Linked DNA regions of Homo sapiens: region 2 is linked to region 1. The links are chromatin loops, found by intact Hi-C in ENCODE. Cell type or tissue: heart left ventricle. All regions are shown on one strand. Each heading gives the region's core, and the rest is flanking DNA. Links, peaks and the distances in the headings are about the cores only.

What was found. Hi-C counts contacts between places; a loop is a spot of excess contacts. Peaks named below come from ENCODE experiments on the same cell type or tissue, not always from the same donor. Only the 100,000 strongest peaks of a DNase experiment are listed, where the experiment ranks them.
Region 2: it touches region 1 in a loop (4-fold over the local background); 47 of 110 quality-filtered maps call a loop at or near these places.

The regions. Positions count from the first base shown.
Region 1 is chr6:141,680,267-141,691,525 of GRCh38, reverse strand. LOC124901415 (histone-lysine N-methyltransferase SETMAR-like) reads left to right here and starts at 4,358. Exons shown (of 1, transcript XM_047419639.1): 1 at 4,358-5,428. The coding sequence starts at 4,637. The coding sequence ends at 5,125. In heart left ventricle, for the core only: no CTCF peak of the experiment used is centred there; no DNase peak of the experiment used is centred there.
Region 2 is chr6:142,099,003-142,110,261 of GRCh38, reverse strand. The region is part of intron 1 of NMBR (neuromedin B receptor); the gene reads left to right. Among named protein-coding and RNA genes, the nearest start is that of GJE1, 28 kb to the left of the region's middle. In heart left ventricle, for the core only: no CTCF peak of the experiment used is centred there; no DNase peak of the experiment used is centred there.

The sequences.
Region 1 (11,259 bases), core at 1,650-9,649:
TCCTTCAACTTTATTTCTTCAATATTGTTTTGGCTATTCTGGGAGTTTTGCTTCTCCATGTAAATTTTAGAATCAGTCTGTTGAGGCCAGGCATGGTGACTCACACCTATAATCCCAGCATTTTGGGAGACTAAGACAGGCAGATCACTTGCAGTCTGGAGTTTGAGACTCGTCTGGCCAACATGGTAAAACCCTCTCTCTGCCAAAAAAAAAAAAAAAAAATTAGCCAGGTGCAGTGGCACACACCTGTAGTCCCAGCCACTTGGGAGGCTGAGGAATGAGACTTGCTTGAGGCTAGGAGGTGGAGGTTGTAGTGAGCTGAGATTGTGCCACTGCACCACCGGCCTGGGTGACAGAGTGAGACTCGGTCAAAAAAAAAAAAAAAAAAAAGTCGATATCCATAAAATAACTTGCTGAGATTTTGATTGAGATTGCCTTGAATCCATAGATCTAGTTGGCAGGAACTGACACCTTGACTATGTTCAGTCTTCCTATCCATGAACATAAAGTATCTCCCCATTTATTTGGTTCCTTGATTTTTTTATCAACATTTTATAGTTTCCCTTATATAGAACCTCGTACATATTTTGTAATATTTATACTTAAGTATTTTATTTGGGGCATTATTTTGTAAAGAGTACTGATATTTAATTTCAAATATACTTCTTCATCACTGCTCTATAGGAAAGCAATTTACTGCTTTGTCTTAAGCTTGTATTCTGCAACCCTGCTGTAACTGCTGCTTAGTTCCAGGAGGTTTTCTGCCTATCCTTTTGGGTTTCCTACGTAGACAATAATGTCTGCGAACAAAGACAGTGTTATTTATTTCTTCTCAATCTATATACCTTTTATATATTTTCCCAGTTGTTTTCCAATAGCTAAGCATGTCTTTACTTTTCCAAGTTTGCCTTGGTTGATTTAACTAAATGCATTTCTATATAAATTTTAGACACAGCTTGTCAATTTCCACAAAATAATTGACATAAATTTGTGGAGAAATGCTATCTATTCAATTTTTATATTTCTATTTTATGAACAAAGTAAAGTTCTCATTGCTGTAGATCTTCTATTATCACACACATTTCTATAGATTTATTTCCAGGTACCTTATATAATTAATGTTAAATAATATCATTTATAAGATTTCATTTTCTGTACTTTTTAGTGTTTTGTAAAAATACAATTGACTTTTGTATTTTTACATTTTGTTAACCTTGATAAATTCATTCATTAAATCTAAATGGCTTATATATAGACATACACAATTACGTTATTTGTGAAAAAGAAAATTTACTTTCCCTTTCAATTCCTACCTTATACTTACTTTATTTTATTTTATGTGTTGCCTGTTTATGCTGGCTGTGACTTCTCTTGTGATGATAAACCAAAAGTGTTAATATTTGGCATTCTTGCTTCTTTGTTTTTTTGTTATATTTGTTCTATTTTATTATTAGGTACTGTTGTTAACCTTTTACTGAACTTAATTTATTAATTGAACTTTATGATAGATAATTTAGGAAAAGGCTTAGGTTATTTTTGATCTTAGATGAAAAACTTTTTGTACTTGTATTAGTCTGTTCTTGCATTGCTATGAAGAAATATCTGAGACTGAGTAATTTATAAAGAAAAGAGGTTTAATTGAATCACTGTTCTGCAGGCTGTACAGGAAGCATGGCACTGGCTTCTGCTTCTCAGGAGGACTTCGAAAGCTTACAATCATGGAGGAAGGTGAAGCAGGAGATTGCACATCACATGGCAAAAGCAGGAGCAAGCGAGAGTAGGGGGAGGTGCCACACACTTTTAAACAATCAGATCTCCTAAACACAGATATAATTTTCTTCATTGCATTCTGTATTAGTTTGTTCTCAGACTGCTATAAAGAATTACCTGTGACTGGCTAATTTATGAAGAAAAGAGATTTAATTGACTCACCGTTCCACAGGCTGTACAGGAAGCATGGCTGGGAGACCTCAGGAAACTTACAATCATTGTAGAAGGTGAAGGGGAAGCAAGCACATCTTACCACGGCAGAGCAGGAGAGAGAGAGAGAGAGTGAAGATAGCCATACACTTTTAAACCATCAGGTCTCATGAAAACTCACTCACTATCAGGAGAACAGCAAGGGGGAAATCCACCCCCATGATCCAGCCACCTCCCACTAGTCCCCTTCCCTGACACAGGAGGATTAGAATTCAACCTGAGATTTGGGTGGGGACACAGAGACAAACCATATCACAGTCCTAAAAGTTTCAGTTACAAATTTGATGTATTTCTGTTTTTCCCTTGAAAAAGAGAAAAGACAGTGGGTCAACATGACCTACTAGTTTTCTTTGGCTTCATAACATATGAAGCAGCTTGAAACAACACAGATTCATTCTTTTCCAGTTTCAGTAGACCTGAAACTCAGTATACCATGACTGAGTATACTCAGTTCTCTGTTCAAGGTCTCACCAGGCTAAATATGCAGTGTGGGGGTTTCTTCTTCAAATTTCACTTTCTTATATTTTACACACGGTCCTTTTGATCTTCAAGCATCAGTGACATATCAAGTCTTTCTTGTGCTTTTAACTTCCCTCCCCACTGGCTGAAAAATTCTCCGTTTTAAGGTCTCAGGTGATTATATTAAATTCACCTAAATAATCTATTTTTGGCTATATAATGTAATGTGATTATGGGAGTGACACAAGGTAGTTCTGCCCACTATTAATCTGGTTAATCTAATTAATCTGGTTCTGCCAGATTAGTTTTCTGATTGATACCATTCATGGACGTGAAAACATTATGTTGAGAAAAATGTCTACGCATATATGAATTTGGAAGGGACCCACCTACATAATATAATTAAATATGTGGTACAGAAACGACAACTTGTTGTTCACAAAGTAACCTTCCTTCCTTCCCCACCCCATCTGACCTAATATAATCCAATAATTCTCTCCACTTGGCCTCTGGGACATTTATTTATTCACTTGCTTACCAAGTATAAACCACACTACATATCATAAATAACATAGGTAAGAAAAATAGTATCATGTTAAATGTTGTACTGGGAAACACAAACATTAGCTAGCTGTTTGAGTTATCCAGGTCTGTTAGATGGATTAAGCTACTTGAAGTATGACCTTATAGTTCTAACTTCTGCCTAGCATGCAACATGGAAAGCTCCATTTTAATAAAAAGTACAAACCAAGGTCAAATTTTCTGCATTGAGAACCACAGTCCTCAGTAATTAGTAATCTTATACAACAAAAGGATAACTCCAAGTACAGATTTCTAGCTGGGTGGAAGTGGTATGTTCTTGAATGTAATGGAGGAATGGCAAAATGAGATGTTTGAGATTAAACCTTAGTCACTTCACTTTTCTCTCATGTGACAACCATACATATAGTAATTTATAAACACAAGCATTCTTATTGATTAACAAGTGTGAGAAATTAAGAATTTTAGAACCGAAAACTGAGAACCTGAGTAGTTCTATAGGGTTCTTTAAAAACAAGACTTAACTACTATATTTTTGATGCAAAGAATTTAATAACTTTCAGTTTCTAGTTCATACATTTTAGTTTCAAATTACTTAGCATTTTCATGCTTGAGATAAACCTAAATTAAGTGTTAATAAGTATAAGTTTGCTAATATTAACTAATATTAGTTTAGTTGTGAAGAATTCATGGATGAATACCCCAAATAGACCTTAATTTATTTTCATTACATAATTTTAAAATTATTTCAAGACTTACACGTAGCCTATAAAAATCATTTTAAAAATTCACAATATTTAGGAAATATAACTATATTTATAATGGCAATTACTATTTAACTTTTTTACATTTTAGTTCTTGAAGGACTAGGTTGAAACAGTAAGTTCTCCTTAATATTGCAAGTATGACTTCCAAGTTACTTCTACTTGCTAGATTAATAAAATTTGTTTATGTTTGTATGACAAAGAATTAATATTTTACTGGTAAGAACATGAAAACATAAACTATAGACTGGGAGAAATTACTTGCAAGTCATATTTCTAATAAAGCACTTATATCTTGAAGATATAAAAATTCCTATAACTGTAATTCAATATTAACAAGAAAATTCCTTTAAAAAACACATTTAAAGAGAGACTTCTTCAAAGAAGATATAAAAATGGGCAGTGAGCACATTGAGAGATGCTAAGTATAGTTAGTTGTTTGAGGGATACATATATTAGGTTGGTGCAAAAGCAATTGAGGTTTTTGCATTGTTGAAATTTGTCATTTGATATTGGAATACATTCTTAAATAAATGTGGTTATGTTATACATCATTTCAATGTGTGTTTCTCACTTTATTCTTTTTTGCTAATGACTTCTTACTTGCTGTTTATTTTACATTTATTTTACACTTTTGAAATGATGCCAGACAAAAAGGAAATTTGAGCGATTTTCTTATTTGAGTTCAAAATGGGTCGTAAAGCAGCAGAGACAATTCGCAACAACAACAACGCATTTTCCCAGGAACTGCTAATGAATGTACAGGGCAGTGGTGGTTCAAGAAGCTTTACAAAGGGGATGGGAACTTTGAAGATGAGAAGCACAGTTGTCGGCCATCAGAAGTTGACAATAACCAATTGTGAGCAATCATTGAAGCTGATCCTCTTACAACTATGCGAGAAGTTGCCCAAGAACTCAACATCGACCATTCTATGGTTGTTTGGCATTTCAAGCAAATTGGAAAGGTGAAAAAGCTCGATAAGTGGGTGCCTCATGAGCTGACCAAAAATCAAAAAAGTCATTTTGAAATGTTTTCTTTTATTCTATCGAACAATGATGAAGCATTTCTCAATCGGATTTTGACGTGCAATGAAAAGTGGATTTTATATGACAACCGTGACAACGGGCGACCACCAGCTCAGTGGTTGGATCGAGAAGCTCCAAAGCACTTCCGAAAGCCAAATTCGCACCCAAAAAGAGTTATGGTCAGTGTTTGGTGGTTTGCTGCCGGTCTGCTCCACTACAGCTTTCTGAATCCTGGCGAAACCATTACATCTGAGATGTATGTTCAGCAGATCGATGAGATGCATCTAAAACTGCAATACCTGCAGCTGGCATTGGTCAACAGAAGGGGCCCAATTCTTCTCCACGACAACACCTGACCACACATCGCACAACCAACACTTCAAAAGTTGAACGAATTGGGCTACAAAGTTTTGCCTCATCTGCGATATTCACCTGACCTCTGACACACCGTCTACCACTTCTTCAAGCATCTCGGCAATTTTTTGCAGGGTAAATGCTACCACAACCAGCAGCATGCAGAAAATGCTTTCCAAGACTTTGTCGAATCCCTAAGTACGGAATTGTACACTACGGGAATAAGCAAACTTATTTCTTGTTGGCAAAAATGTGTTGATTGTAATCGTTCTTATTTTGATTAATAAAGATGTGCTTGAGCCTAATTATGATTTAAAATTCGCAGTCCAAAACCGAAAATGCCCTGCTACTTTCCACCCTCTGTGATGGCTATAATCAAAAAGACAGACAATGGGAAGTGCTGGTGAGGATGTGGGGAGATTGGAGTCCTTAAATGTTGCTACTCATTAAGTAAATTGACACAACCATTTTGGAAAATACTTTGGCATCTACTTAAAAAGTTAAACATTTACCATACAGTCTACCAATTCCACTCTTGGGCATCCAACCAATAAAAATTAAATTAATATATTTCCACAAATAAACTTGGATGTTAATGCTCATGGAAATATTATTCTTAATACCATAACTGGAAACAATTTAAATGTCCATCAGCACACTATAGCTTATCTGTCCAGTAGAATGTTATTCAGCAATGAAAAAGAGTAAAGTACTGAAACATAGCACAGTATGAATTATCTCAAAAATATTTTGCTAAGCTACAGAAGTCTGTTACAAAAGACTTATGCTGTATGATTCAACTTACATGAATTTCCCAGAAAAGGCAAATCTGTAGAGACAGACTCAGATCAGTTGTTGCCTGAGACTGGAGGTGAGAGCAGGAATTCACTTCAAATGGGCAGAATAAATTTTGGGGGGTAATGGAAATGTTCTAAAACTTGATGTTCGTGATAGTTGCACAACTCTACCATTGTGTTAAAAGCTAGTTCTTTACTTGCAATAAGTGCATCCTTATAGATGGAAATAATACTTTGTTATATAAAGTTATTTTTTAAAATATTGAATCAATTTCTCTCATATTCAGCTGGGAAACAGGTGCTCCAAATTTTTCATATCTTGGATCTTTGGCTAAATCCTCTTATTTGGCAAAGCTGTAGTATTTAATCAGGTAAAAACAAAACAATTTTCTCAAACGTCAGCGTCACCAGATGACAATGATATGAACTACACTTTCTTTAAATATAATTTTTTTTTTCCACGAGAAACAGTTTTTTTTTGTTTTTTTTTTTTTTTTTTTTTTGCTCTGCTCTGTATTTTGGGAGATTAGCTGAGAAGACCACTGTTTTCCATGCCCCGTAGATTTCCTTTTGAAGTTCTAGTCCCAGAGATCATGTGTGTATGTACGTGGCATAAAAATAAGAGTTGCTAATCATGCTGGAATCTGATCGAGGTGATAATATTTCTTTTCATACATAGCATATAGCAAATGATATTGTAAAAATATGGCTTACAATTTAAATCAAACAGAATTCTGGAAGATAGATAACCTTGCTAAAGTTCACAATCTTTGTTTAATTTAAAAAAATATTCATCCTATGAACATTTTAAAAACTAACTTCTACAATGGGATTTTTTAATAGCTTTCTCTAGGTTCAGTATTTTATTTTTATCACTATTTTTATTTGCATAATATAATATAATCAGAAATTTAAATTTCAAGTCCATAAACAAATAATTTGTAAAAGTTTAACAACCAATTTAACTTCCTATGTACAACAAATCTGTTAGTATTAAGAAGAGAAGTTGTAATTCATATTTACAAATTCGGTTACCTTTCTGACAAAATAAAAATAAAAATTCATTAACAGCTCTTATTGAGCAACAGTCTGTGGGCATCATCTATGTGCCAAGCCCACTCCTGAGTATTGGAGTTACAAATATTTCCCTTGTTTCAGTCCATGTGAACATAAGAGGAGTCAAGCAATTGTGCATAATGTGCAACCTTCAACTTCCAGCTGGCTTTTTACCTTCTCAATCAAACTGTCTTCTCCTGATATTCTGGATAACATTACTTTTCAGAAATTTAAACAAAATATATTTGGGAACACAAGAAAGCTCATTTAATTTAATTCCTTATAACTTGAGTTAATCACCAACATTTTTGCTTGCTGGTTATATGTGCTAAGTCTAAAATACATTACATTTTACATTCAAGAATATAAATATCTTACCACTCTTACAATGTACAGCTCATTCTAGTTTTTAATAATTAGATAAAGTTAATAAAATTTGGAATTACTTAAAATTAAAAGGCAATGACAGCAGGAAAGTGCAAATTGATTATGTAAAGAATATTGAAAGTACTTATTGGAGTAAATCTTTTAAATAAATAGGATCTATGAGCTGGACATATATTAAGCTTTCTGAAAACATGGTTATGTTTTCATTTCACTATAGTTTGGTTTCCTCCTAAAACAGCTTTGAATTCAAATAGGTTTGAATAAAACAAAGGCTTCATAATCAAACATGTAACAGTTATATTTATGTATGCAACAATGTCTTCGTTTCATGGAACACTGAAGAAATAAATAAATGTTTACCTTTCAATTCAGAAAGAATGAAACAAAGTGAAAACATATATAATATTTAATTAAGCTGGAAGAAAGCTTTACCAACATAACTTGCTTTTCTCCCTTTTCTCAATGCATAATATTTTCTAATTAAACCATAAAGTAAAGTTTCTTTATTTTATCAAGGGCCTTGTTCAGTTGTTCAGTTTATTTTCATTTCTGCTTTTATTGCTTGGCCTTAGGCCTATTTCTAAAATGCTTTTTTGAAATTAATAAAAAATATTTTTCTATCTTATAGTTTTTTTAATTCTAGTTGCTTTTCTGGATTGCCTTTTAACCAAGAATACTGTATTATCCCTGTCTATAGGAGATATATATATTAGCTTGCTCTGTTGAGAGTTTTGAAATTCATTGTAGTAGCAATTTCACCTGCCACAATGCCCTGCAACTTCAGAAAATGTCAGAAAACCTAATTAGTCTGATTTAGGGGCTTGTTAAAAGAAACGACCTTATTTGGTTTAAAATTATATGAAGATGTGAAGAGTTGACAATAGACAAAGAGATAATGTGAAAAATGTGCAGACCCTAGATGGAGATGCACCCAATAGCAACCCAATCAGATTGCCAGGTGTTCTGTGGTGTCAACTGATCAGAAATCAATCAAAATTTCTGAGAAAACATTTACAAAATCATATTTTGACAAATATAATATTATCCATTAATCTATTTCTGTGTTTTTCTTGAGAACAATGGATCAGAAAAGTAATAGATGTGGGAATATTATTATTCAGAATACCTTTTCACCAAACTGGAACAATTTAAAGTTTTCTCTCTTTTGTTTTCTTCAAATAATTGGCAAATAACTGTAATTGCTACAGATAATATATTACATCAAAATAGGAGTATATTTGATGCAAGAACCCATTTCAACTTATCATAGATTTTTTATGGCCCTGGAGGAAGTTATCACCTCATGGCAAGTTTTTCTCTTCCCTCCGCTTGCTCCTCCCTTGGTAAGAGGAATGAATGAATGATCTGCTTGCCAATGAGCAGAGACCAATATCACCTGAGCCATACAAATAGGCTAATACATAACTTTTTGAGCACATAAAACATAGACAACATAGTCTATAGGTGCTGTCTCTCTCTTTTCCTTCTTCCTTGTTTCATGGATTTTAAGAAGGGATCAGGCTGGCCCTTGATTTCCTCTAGTGGTTAGTAAATAGGCATGCTTTGGCAAGCCATTTTTTTCTCCAGCTTCCCTGGTTATTACTAAATTGATGAATCAGTGTTTGGTAGATCCCTGGGCTAAATTTGGCTATACAGGAAGACAACTTTGCTAGTATTAAAGATGGTAAAATATTTTGATCCAATGTTAATACCTTGCTCTCAATTATTTACAAATACTAAGTGTATAAATAATTAGTAACCCTAAACAAAGACAATTTAAGAAAGCTTTTCCGGAACATTCCACATCATTCTAGATACTTAAGAATATTTAATAAAAATTTTCAAAAAAGTAGATGTACTGATGGGTTATATTTTATAGCCTGACATGAATTATGCACTTTTTCAGAATTTAGTAAAGTTTATTTTGAACCTCAGTTAGTGTTCAGAATATTTGGCTCCAGATCAAAATTTCCCATATGTCATATGCCATTCAGTGCTCAAACTTACCTCCCCCACCAGCCCCCACAGAAATGATAAAGTGGAAAAATATGCTAACAACATTTGTGAAGTGCAGTGAACAAAATACGGTCATATTTTAAATATTTTAACAACTTTTTGATAAGTCAGAAATAATTTTGAAATACAATATTTAAAAAATGCATATTTTTGGATTCATAGCAGCCATGATGACTTCACCTGATGACTGCTACACTGATTTTTCAAGATAAGAAGAGACATTTACAATTTTTAAAATTGAAATTAAAAATTAAAAAAATTAAAAATAAAATACAAATAAAAAATAGACAAAACCAAAAAACAAAATACCTTACAAATATTTCTTATTGAATAAAAACAGCAATAATTTATATTTTCAAGATTTCTAGTATACTGTTTGAAGTTATTTGGGGAACTTTGTGATTCAAAATAACTTTTAATTAAAAACTAGTTGTTTTGGTGAATTAGTATTTTGGATAATTTAATATTTACCTTCTTTTAAAGAAGTCATTACTTTATAAAGTGAGATTCTGTGTTTCACTTTTTGAATTGGAATATTTGAGTAGTTATAAAGTTATGTAGGATCACACAAGATCATATGACAAAACAACTTATTACCAGAAGGTATTGCCCAAACCAAAAATTGAGTTGATATATTTTCTTTAAAATATCCTATATCCTATATTGTGATGGAGTAGATAAACTGAATAACCACGGAGGGCCAAAAACCAAAGCTTGAATGCCTTTATACAGCAGCAATTTATTATGAATCCAATATCTTTCCATTTTGATGCTGTTATTTGTGATGTGACTACACTCCTAGAATGGAAATTTGAAAGATAAATTACAAAATGTCAGACAGAAAATAAAATCAATAGAGAAGGCTTTTCCTTTTGGGTTCATTGTTTGTTTCTAATCAGAGTCAATTACTTTATAGTGCTCTTTTTGCTCTTTATCTTTTCTCATTTAGAAAACATCAGTGTAGCAGGTAAAGTCACCATGGCTGCCATGGATCAAAAATATATGTATTGTTTAAACATTTTATTTTGAAATGATTTCTGACTTTTTTTTCGTTCATTGTTTGTTTGCTTTTAACCAAAGTAAATTATCTCATAGTGCCTCTTTTTGCCCTAGAGGGGCAGTGTCATTTGATTATGTTACAATGAACCGTGACTTCTCATATTCTTTTTGTTCATATGCCCAATGATAGCATTGGATTAAGCCATCAGTTATTCTTGACATATATAACTTCCTCATTTTCTGAATGTTCTACAAAACTAACCTGAAAATAGCATATTTGTGTTATTTCAAATAAAGTATATTCCACATAAATATCCCTAATTTTCAAAAAGTCTGACATTTTCTAGGATGATATCCAAGGCGTAATTTCTCTAAGCCCTCTGTTGTTTGCAATTTAATAATCTTGCAATAAGTATATTATATAACACAGAGATTTAAAATGAAATAGATGGAAAAATATTGGATACTTTCACTACATAAATAATTCCAGTTTCAGAAATAATGACAGAGCACCAATAGTAGTCTCCTGTGAATTTTGAGTTGAATTACTGACTTAACAGTGTTTAATATGTCTAGTTAATATTATAAATGTCTAATATTTATAAGAAGTATTATGAATGAGCATTTAACACAACTGTATCTTAGTCATTTTTCTTGTTAAACAGAAATACACAACTCAGGATATGTACTATTATTAAATCATTAATTTCTAAATGAAGTTAAAATAATTCATTATATTCTGTTTTCATAGTTATTTGAGTTATGAGTACATAAATATCATTCAGATTAGAAGACATTCTGGATAATAATTTCTTTCTTAGAAGTTATGAATATGCTTTATATGATGCAGATAAAGTACTTAACACAGTATCTGTAACAGA
Region 2 (11,259 bases), core at 2,217-10,216, 420 kb before region 1:
TTTGTGTAGACATATATTTTTAATTGTGTTGAGTATATACCTAGGATTGAAATTGCTGGATAATGTAGTAATTTTATGTTTAGCCTTATGAGGAATGGCCAGACTGTTTTTCAAAGCGGCTACACCACTTTAAATTTCCACTAGCAATGTATAAGGGATTGAATTTCTTCATATGCTTGCCAACACTTTTTTTTGTGTCCATCTATTTGGTCGTAGCCATCTGTCTTAGTTCATTCAAACTGCTATAACAAAATACCTTAGACTGAGTAACTTATAAACAAGAGCAATTTATTTTTCGCAGTTCTGAAGTCTGGGAAGTCCAAGATCAAGGAGACTCGTGGTGTCTGGTGAAGGCTCATATCTATATATGGTGCCATTTTGCGGCATCCTTACATGTGGGAAGGGGCAAATAAACTCCCTTGGGCCTCTTTTATGAGGGCATCAATCCCATTCATAAGGTTTCTACCCTTATGACCTAATCACTTCTCAAAGGCCCCACCTCTTAATACAATACCCCTAGGAATTAGTTTTCAATGTATGAATTTTAAAAGAGTAACAAACATTCAGATCGTAGCATTTCATCCCTGTAATCATCCTAATGAGTGTGATGTGGTAACTCACTGTGAGTTTGATTTGCATTTCCATGATGGGTAATAATATTGAGCATCTTTTCATGTGCTGATTGGCCTGGGAGGCAGAGGTTGCAGTGAGCAGAGATCGTGCCACTGCACTCCTGCCTGGCCAACAGAGTGAGACTCCAACTCAAAAAAAAAAAAAAAAAAAAAGACATACCCAATGTCTTACACACTGATTATATATATTTTTTGGAGAAATGTATTTCTTTCTCTTTCCAATGAATACCTGGGGTACATGAAGGAGATTTTAAAAAGCATCTTTTTCTTACTTCTGACCTTATATCCTCGAGTCCCAGTGACTTTTGCAGGTGCTCACCATGGGTGCAAGTGTGGAAGGGAAATGTGGGGTCAGAGCCCCCACACAGAGTCCCCGGTGGGGTATTGCTTAATGGAACTATGAGAAGGGGGCCACTCTCCTCCAGAGCCCGGAATGGTAGATCCACCAATGGCTTGCACCATGTGCCTGAAAAGCCTCAGACTCGCAATGCAAGCTATGAAAACAGCTGAAGCAGGGAGCTGTACCCTGCAAAGCCACAGGGTTGGAGCTGCCCAAGGCTGTGGAAGCCCACCTCATGCATCAGCTGAGGTGGGCATGATTAGATTTCAGACTTGCATGGGGCCTGTAGCCCCTTTGTTTTGGTCAATTTCTCCCATTTGCAGTGAGTGTGTTTATCCAATGCCGGTACTCTCATTGTATCTAGGAAGTAAGTAACTTGCTTTTGATTTTACAGGTTCATAGGAGAAAGGAACTTGCCTTGTCTCAGATGAGACTTTGGATGTAGACTTTTTGGTTAATGCTAGAATGAGCTAAGAATTTGGGGGACTATTGGAAAGGCGTGATTGGTTTTGAAATGTGCGGACATGATATTTGGAAGGGGCCAGGGGCAGAATGATATGGTGTGGCTCTGTCCCCATCCAGATCTCATCTTGAATTGTAGTTCCCATAATTTCCACATGTTGTGGGAGGGACCAGGTGGGAGGTAATTGAATCATGGAGCGGTTACCTCCATGCTGTTCTTGTAATTGTTCTCACGAGATCTGATGGTTTTATAAGGGGCTTTTCCTCCTTTGCTCGGCACTTCTCTCTTCTGCAGTTAGGTGAAGAAGGATGTGTTTGCTTCCTTTTCTCTCATGATTGTAAGTTTCCTGAGGCCTCCCTAGCCATGCACAACTGTGAGTCAATTAAACTTCTTTCCTTTATAAATTACCTAATCTCAGGTATTTCTTTATAGCAGTGTGAGAACAGACTAGTACATAACCTTACTGGTGTTTCCTTTTATGTAAATGTCATTTTTATCATGCTGCTTTTATTATTTTATCATTGCCTGTGAATATTTTTACTTTGATATGTCTAAGTGTAGGTTTCTTTGTGTTTGTCCTATTTGGAATTTATTGAGTTTCTTTGATGTATAGATGGTTTTAAGTCAAATTTGGAAGGTTTTCAGTCATTACTTTTTTGAATAACTTTTGTGCTCATTCCTTTTTGTCCTCTACTTCTGTTACTTTCATTATGCATATTTTGGTTTGCTTAATTATGTTCTACATGTCTATGAGGCTCTGTTTATTTTTCTTTCTTTTCTTTTTCCTTCTCTGTTTTTCAGATTATATAATCTCTGTCAATCTATCTTTAATTTCACTGATTCTTCTGCCAGTTCAAATCTACTGCTGAGCACTCTAGTAAATGTTTCATTCCAAGTACTGTACTTTTAAACTGCAGAATTTCCATTTGTTTTTTAAAATAACTTTTACTTTTTTTTTGATAGTCTCTATTTGTTGAGACATTGTCCTCATACCTTTCTTCCCTTCTTTATGGTGTTCTTTAGTTTTTTAAATATATTTATATTAGATGCTTTGAGGTCTTTTTCTGCTAAGTTTGACATTTGGATTCTCTGAAAGGCAGTTTTTGTTGCCTACATTTTTCCGGTATAAGGGTCACACTCAGTTTCATTGTATGTTTCATAATTTTTTGTTGAAAACTAGACATTTTAGAAAATATACTGTAGTAAATCTGTATATGGAACTTGTTGGATTTTTTAGTAACAAGGTGTACCATTTCAATAATGTCTATTTTTTCCCACAATGTTCAACCTCTGATGTCACTACTCAGAGGGTGAAGCCTTGAGTATGTGCATCATCACCCTGGGATGAAGTGGTTTTAGCAATATTCTCTTTGATTCTTTCTTTCTCTGATTTAATTATTAATTTGTCTGCCACTGTAAGTATTACATCCAGTTGTTAGCCTCCTTGAATTGCTGGCTGATTGCTTTATAGTTTTTAGTAGTGCCTTGGGGGCATTAATTGTTCCACAGTGTAATCCAATTAAATTCAGCCCCCTTTGCAAGACTGGTTTTTGAGGCCTTTCTTTGACATTTGTTTTTTTATTGTGGAATAAAGAGAGTGGGTCAAGTCTCAAATGCCATAGACTTTGGCTGGTCTCCTAGATAGTGTTTATAAAATATAGGCCCTCAGGTAAACTAGGCTTTCTTCTTTTTCAGATCTATCCATGCTGAGTTCAGGCAGAGAATACTTTGCCCTATTCATGATGAGCTCTGCCCTGAACTCGTAATTCTAGCTAAGAAACAGTAGCTAAGTTAACAAGAACACTTATGAACCTAAAATGCACCTTTCTGGAATTTAACTGGCAATCTTGAAACACTTTTGTAAAAGAAATTTACTTCTATAAAGGAAGTCTCCATTTTTAAGGATGTGTGTTGGTATACTTTAGAAACTCTTACCATTGTTTTAAATTTACATCACAAGCCATACCTTTGTTTAAGGTGCTTTTCTGGCCATCTTGTCTTGACTTAACTTTTACTTGGGCACTGTATTTTTCCCTTAGTTTGAGCAAATGGCAATACAATATTTAGGCCTAAAATTTTAGCTCTGTGCTTACAAAATACAATTCTTTTTGTTTCACCTAAGAGTTGTCTTTTTAGAAATGCAAATTTGTTGTCTAGTTAACAATTGCTTAGGGCAATGAAACAAGTAATTGGAAGATTGATAGTCTGAATGGGGAAAAGAAAAGCTATTTAAAAGCCAGCAAATGACAATCCTTTATAAAAGCTGTAAGAATTGCTTCTCTGTGTTTGTATGTCTGTATGTGTTATGTGTATGTGATATTATTTAGTAAATAAAGCTGCTTAAAAAGTTTTTGGTAAAACAGGAATGGTTTCAAAATTATCAGTTAAATATAATTAGAAACTTGCTTGATTTAACTGTGAGTTTATGTTTTTAGATTAGAGCCTCGGGATTTGGGGGTCTGGATAGGTGGACATGATGAGGTCTAGAGACAAGACAAGTTCTCAGTACCCAGACTAGCAACTGCAAGCCAGAATCAAGCCCAATAGAGCCCCTTCTTCCCTGCTCTCCCTGTTTTGCCTCCTTGCTATTTTGGGAAGAGTTAGATTGTCCAGTTGCAGTCTTCACAGCTCTGTCTTCTGTTCTGACCCCTTTAGACCTAGCATGTAAATTCAGGACTCAGACAGGTCATAACCTTCATAGTCCTGACCTTCCTGGGTGCCACATGGCTACTTGGGACCCAGGATGACTGGGGAAGACATTAGGGAGGGTTCTTGTGTTTAGTTCCAAATTATTTTCAGTAATTTAAAATCTTAAAGTCATATTATGTTAGATTAAGTAATAGATAATCATAAAATGTCTACATCATTTGTAAGTTAAAATACTGAAATATAAATTATTAAACATGAACTTAAGTCTATATAATGACATGCTACTTTTAAATGCTATAGAAAAGGTGTTAATAAGCACTAATTTGAAGAACCATCCTTCTAAAAAAATTATAAAATGTTTTTTATCTACAAATGGTGATATAAAACAAACAGTTCAAAATTGCTTTCTAGAGTTTTCACTACAAATTGGGATTACTAAAAGTTAAAATTGTAGTTAATGTATGTAACTAAAACTACTAAATATGAGAGAAACAATTCTGTATACAGAACATATAAACAAAAGTATAAACAAAAATGTGCTTTTAATGAGAAAATATATAAAGGCATAAAAATGTGTGCATGTTTAAAAATTTTGTCTAGTTTGAAGTTACAGGTTTCAAATTGAAGGAGTAAAAAATAGATAAATCTAGATGAATATATAAAGTTGGAGAAAATGTAAAACAAAAGGTTTATGGAAATCTTGTGTGGTTAAAGATGACAGATTTTATAAATTTATTTACAGGTTTTATTAAAATAAGCTTTAACATTGATAATACACAACATAAAACTAGAATTTGGTTTTCTCTTTTGAACAAAAATTTTACATAGTATTAATTGTCAGGCCTCTGAGCCCAAGCTAAGCCATCATATCGCCTGTGACCTGCACGTATACATCCAGATGGCCGGAAGCAACTGAAGATCCACAAAAGAAGTGAAAATAGCCAGTTCCTGCCTTAACTGATGACATTCCACCATTGTGATCTGTTCCTGCCCCACCCTAACTGACCAACTGACTTTGTGAAAATACCCCCTCCCCGCCCTTTCGATAATGTACTTTGTGATATTCCCCCGCCCTTGTTAATGTACTTTGTACAGTACACCCTCCACCCTTGAGAAGGTACTTTGTAATATCCTCCCCCACCCTTAAGAAGGTGCTTTGTAATATTCTTCCCGCCCTTGAGAATGTACTTTGTAAGATCCACCCCCTGCCACAAAAATTGCTCCTAACTCCACTGCCTATCCCAAACCTATAAGAACTAATGATAATCCCACCACCCTTTGCTGACTCTCTTTTTGGACTCAGCCCGCCTTCACCCAGGTGATTAAAAAGCTTTATTACTCACACAAAGCCTGTTTGGTGGTCTCTTCACATCCATGCATGTGACATTAATCAGACACATTCAAACATTTTTCCTCACTTTCTGAGTAAACTGTAACAAAAAAAGAGAGGGAGAGAGGAGAGAAGAAGAGATAGATTCTGTCTCATACTGTCTTAAGTCTTTTCCTTATTTGGAAAACAGCCTTCTCCATTAAAGAGTACAGGTTTTTTATTTTTAAAAATCTTTTAATTATCACTTTGGCTAAATGAATGACTATTATTTTATGGTGACCTGTGATCCTATTTTGGTCAAGTGTTTTAATACTTTGAAATATTTGACAAGCTTTCCAAAATCAAATTTCAGCTTCAAAGTTAAGTCTTTTTTGATCTCTAACTTTGGGATTCTGCAGAAAGCCCCTAAAGCATCCAAAGGCGAGAGAAGCCGATGTTTTGACATGTTAAATTACGTGGAAACCACTGCCAAATAAAAAATGATTTTCAACCTTCTTCAAGTTATATCTTAATGCATATATTATTAATAGATGTTCCAAAATGGTATAAAATTTCTAAAATTCTAATATGTTTAGCTATGTGCTATCAACCATAATTATCATTTAGTTATTGTAGGCCACAGAAATGACCACATTTCCTTGTCAGTTGTGTCTTTAACTATGACCATTTATGCTGGGTGTGGTGGCTCATGCCTCTAAACCCAGCATTTTGGGAGGCAAGGACAGGAGAATACCTTAAGGCCAGTAGTTCAAACCAGTATGGCCGACATAGTCAGTTATTTCCACATGTCAGTTATTTCCACAGTTAATTGCCTAATTCTAATGCAGTTTCTGAAAGCTTTACAAGCATACAAAATCCTAGAGTATGGTATCTTTAAGGAGGTTTGTGAAAGTATAGAAAGAACCCTGACAAGCACTCTTGAATACAAGTTTCTGATAACTTTAGGCTTATATGATTTGGACTGGGTAAGAATTTTCAACACTTTAATGAAAAGATTGATTAATTGGTTTATAAAACTGCTAACCCAAGCAGGGCAAAAAATTAACTGAATACCAAGAAAATACTTTGTGAGATTTTCATGATAAATCAGGCAGTACTGAAATATTTAGATATACAATTTGAATAAACTCCATGGTGCAAGTCAAATTGCTTATAACCCATCAGTATCAGTGCTATGCATATAAATTGGAGAAACAACTGGTATTTTAAAAAATGTAAATCTAGTGTTAAGAATGGACTCATGGAGATTCTGGACAGCCACCTCATCCTGAGTCCTTAAAGTGTTTGTTACTAGAAGCTCTGCATTCCATGACCCATCATGGAATAAATAAAATTATCCAAATTAAAAAATATATTATTTTGGTGGCTGTTCTAAATTGCTCAAATAGTTTTTGACCAATGTTTGGTTATCAAACTCATTCCTGGGTTTTAAAACTTTATGTACATTTCTGCTACCTGATGGGCCATTTAAACATTTATAAAAGGATTTCATTCAATTGTAATTTTTAATGCATGCTTTCTGGTTGTATAAAAGCTTTAACATACAAAAGGGCTGTTGTTATAATAGTAGCTCATTTTACCAAAGTATATTTTCACCAGGTAATGAATGCATTTCATGGTCTACTGACTGGGGACAATCAACCCTTTCATAATCTAGAACCCAAGGATTAGACTCCATGGTCTTCTCAGAGTATCAGAGAAAGGCTGCCATTGTGCCATCCACATTGCAGCAAAACTTTGGCACCTTGAACCTTGGGTTCATTATCTCACAACTCACATAGGCCCCCTGCACTCTTGGAACTGTACACCCATTTACAACCTTAAGGTAAAGCTAACCAAGGAAGTTCCTCCCCAGAAGCAGATGGCATCTTTGATATGGACAGCTCTTCCCCAAGATCATGGATCAAGATTTCTCTGCTATCATGAGACTCTTATCTTTCCATTTTCCCCTTGCTTATGTCTCTTTGAACAATAGAATTGAAAAGGGCATCTGTTGTGTACACTCATGGGGTCTATTTTTATTTGTGAAGAATTTTGCAGCCAGCCTTATACACGGACAACTTTATGCCTTGATAAATGGAAGATGAAGGGCCAGTGCAGGTGAGAAATTTTAATGGTACATTTGTTGCCTCATAATTAGTGAGAAGCAAACACTGATTCACTCCTCTTAACCTACATTATAGGTTCCACTCCTCTTAACCTACATCACAGGTTAAAGAGAACATTGTTAGGAGGCTTTAATGGTTGCACAACAGACTTTAAATTCTCTTGTGAAAGTTATACTACATAATAGAATTGCTCTAAATTACTTACTGGCTAAACAGAAGTATCTGTGCAGTTGCTTGTACTTCTTGTTTCCCATGGAGAAATACATTGGGTATTATAGATATTCAGTTGTAGGGGATCAATGAACAGGCTGCTTTGTTAAAGCAAGTAGACTTTTTTTTTTTTTTTTTTTGAGACAGAGTGTTGCTCTGTCACCCAGGCTGGAGTGCAGTGGCCCAATCTTGGCTCCTTGCAAGCTCCACCTTCCGGGTTCATGCCATTCTCCTGCCTCAGTCTCCTGAGTAGCTGGGACTACAGGTGCCCGCCACCATGCCTGGCTAATTTTTTGTATTTTTTTAGTAGAGACGGGGATTCACCGTGTTAGCCAGGATGGTCTTGATCTTCTGACCTCGTGATCCGCCTGCCTCAGCCTCCCAAAGTACTGGGATTACAGGCGTGAGCCACCGCGCCCAGCTGCAAGTAGACTCTTTAGCTCATTCTGTGATCTGTTTGATTGTAGTTGGTTTGGTTCATGACAACCCTGGCTAAGGAGCACACTCCAAGCTCTTGGTATTATCCTCCTGATAGTCTTAATAGTAGTCTCCCTGGTGTGCTATATTCTCTTAAAAGTTTTAAATGTTTGCATGCAGCCATCTTTAGAGTGTCGAATGGTCTGTCTTCAACTGGATTGACAAGAGCTGAAAAAAATCTGTGACCATGAGGGCACTGTAGCCTATAAATGACGTGCTGAGACCAGAAACCCAAAGTGATGGTAACTGAGAGTGGTGCTAAGGCCTGAAGTTTTGGTCATTCTCTCATCTAAGTGAGAACGTGACCAAATAGGGTTATTTTTAAGCAAAATTATGAGATGCCATTGTTTTGGATTGAGCTCATGCCCTAGGCCCCAACAGACCATTTTAAACCAAATTAGAGTCACTTATGCTAAATCTGACATAATCAAACTAAGACCTTAAAGAAAAAGATCGATCCTAGAACAAACCAAGTTTTGTTTTTCTCCTGTAAACAGGAGATTCCACCATAAAGAGCTACCCTGTAACCTAACCCCTACAAAGAAAATAATCTGAAGTCCTTGTTCTAACCTTAAAAAACCCACTGTTCTGCTATTTCCCAATGGGTTTTGAGACCAAATAAGTACATTTATCATGGTGCTAGTGACATCAATGATAAAATTTTGATCAATGATCAATTTTCAGAGGATGACCCAAAACAGGGAATTGTGAAATCAAGTTTAGCCAAAAGCTGTTTCCTTATATATTTTAAGGTTGACATAAAGGTTTCTCTGTACCTAGTGAACTATCACCTGAATAGAAGTGTAAACAGACTGGAACCTGCTCTTGTGCTAATCATTGAGACTGGTCCAATCAAAGAGGCCCAATTATTCAAACCATGTTCAAATAAGGCAAATGCTGATCTATAACCAATCTGGTTGTTTCTTTCCTTCACTTCTGTTTTCTGTATATCACTTTTCTTTTTCTGTCCGTAAATCTCCTTCTACCACATGGCTGCACTGGAGTCTCTTTGAGCCTACTCTGGCTCAGGAGGCTACCTGATTTGTGAATTGTTCTCTGCTCATTTAAACTTTGTAAAATTTAATTTGGCTAATAATTCTCTTTTAACAGACATGTGGAAAATACAATTCTCTTTTTATAAGCTACCCAATTTATAGTATTTTATTATAGCAGTCTGAACAGACTAAGACAGTAAAATCTGCTTTGAAATGGCAAAATTAAGAAGAAAGTATAGTTATGTCTCCTATACCCTCTACCAACACACGTACATAGTCTCCCATTATCAATTTTCCTCATCAAAGTGGCACATTTGTTACAATTATTTGAACCTATATTGAGACATCATGATTACTCAGTCATAGATTACATTAGAGTTCAATTTTCCTGTTGTACATTCTCTGGGTGTGAACCCACCTATAATTACACATTTCTACAATTACATTATCATACAGAGTAGTTTTACTACTGCAAAATCCTCTGCGATCCACACATTTGTCCTTTCCTCCTCCAGTCCCCTGGGAAGCACATTTTACTGTCTCTGTAGTTTGACATTTCCCAGGATGTCATATAGTTGAAATCATACAGTACACAGCCTTTTCAGATTGACTTAGTTCAATCAGCAAAATATATTTAAGTTTCTTCAATGTCTTTTTATGGCTGGATATCTCATTTTTCTTAGGGCTGAATAACATCCAATCATCTGGTTGTACCACCGTTTATTTATTCATTCACCTACTAAAGGACATCTTTCTTCCAACTTTTAGCAATTATGAATAAAGCTGTTATAAACATCCATGTGTTGGTTTTTGTGTGGACATATGTTTTCAAATATTTTGGGTAAACAGGAAGGAGTGTGATGGATGAATAACATAGTAAGAGTATGTTTAATTTTGTATGAAACTGCCAAACTGTCTTCCAAATTTTGCGTTTTCACCATTAGTGAATGAGAATTCCTATTGTTCCACATCCTGCTCAGCATTTAAAGTTGGCAGTGTTTTGAATAAAGTTGTAATGTTGTGCCATTTTAATAAATGTATAGGGGTATCTTGTTGTCTTAATTTGCAATTGCTTAATGGCATGATGTAAGCAACTTTTTATATGCTTATTTACACTTGTGTATCTTCTTTGGTGAGATGTCTATTAAGGTGTTTTGTCCTCTTTTTCATTGGATTTTTTATTTTTTTACTGATGAATTTTAAAAATTATTTGTGTATTTTTGATATCTTGAGCTGTAAGAGTTCTACGTGATACTTGTATGTGTTGGATCATAAATCCTAGTCTTTAGCCTGCTTATTGTCTTGACAGTGTCATTTGCAAAGCAGAATTTTTAGTTTTGAATAAGTTATTAAGTATAGCTGATCAATTATTTTTTTCTTGGATTATCTCTTCAGTTTTGTATCTTAAGAGTCATCGATATACCCAAGTTGATATGGTTTGTCTCTGTGTCCCCAGCAAAATCCCATCTCCAATTGCAATCTGCACATGTCGGGGGAGGGGCCTGGTGGGAGATGATTGAATCAAGGGGGATACTTCCCCCTTGTTGTTTTCATGATAGTGAGTGAGCTCTCAAAAGATCTGCTCGTTTGAAAGTGTGTGGCACTTCCCCTTCACACTCTGTCTCTTTTCGGCCACCATGTGAAGAAGGTCTTTGCCTTGCCTTCTCCTTATGACATGATTGTAAGTTTCCTGAGGCCTCCCAGTCATGCTTCCTGTTAAGCCTGTGGAACTATGAGTCAATTAAACATCTTTTCTTTATAAATTACCCAGTCTCAGTTAGTTCTTTATAGCAGTGTGAAAACGAACGAATACACAAGTTCATCTAGATTTTCTTCTATGTGATCTTCCAGGAATTTTATAATTTTTGTGGTTTACATATAGGTCTGTGATCTACTTTTCGTGAATTTTTGTGGAGGGTGTAAACTCTATGTCTAGGTTCATTTCTTTCGCATGAGAACATCCTGTTGTTCCAGCACCATGTGTTGAAAGGACTAATCTTGGTTCCAATGTTTACCCTTTGGTTCCTTGTCAAAGAGCAGTTGGCTGTATTTATG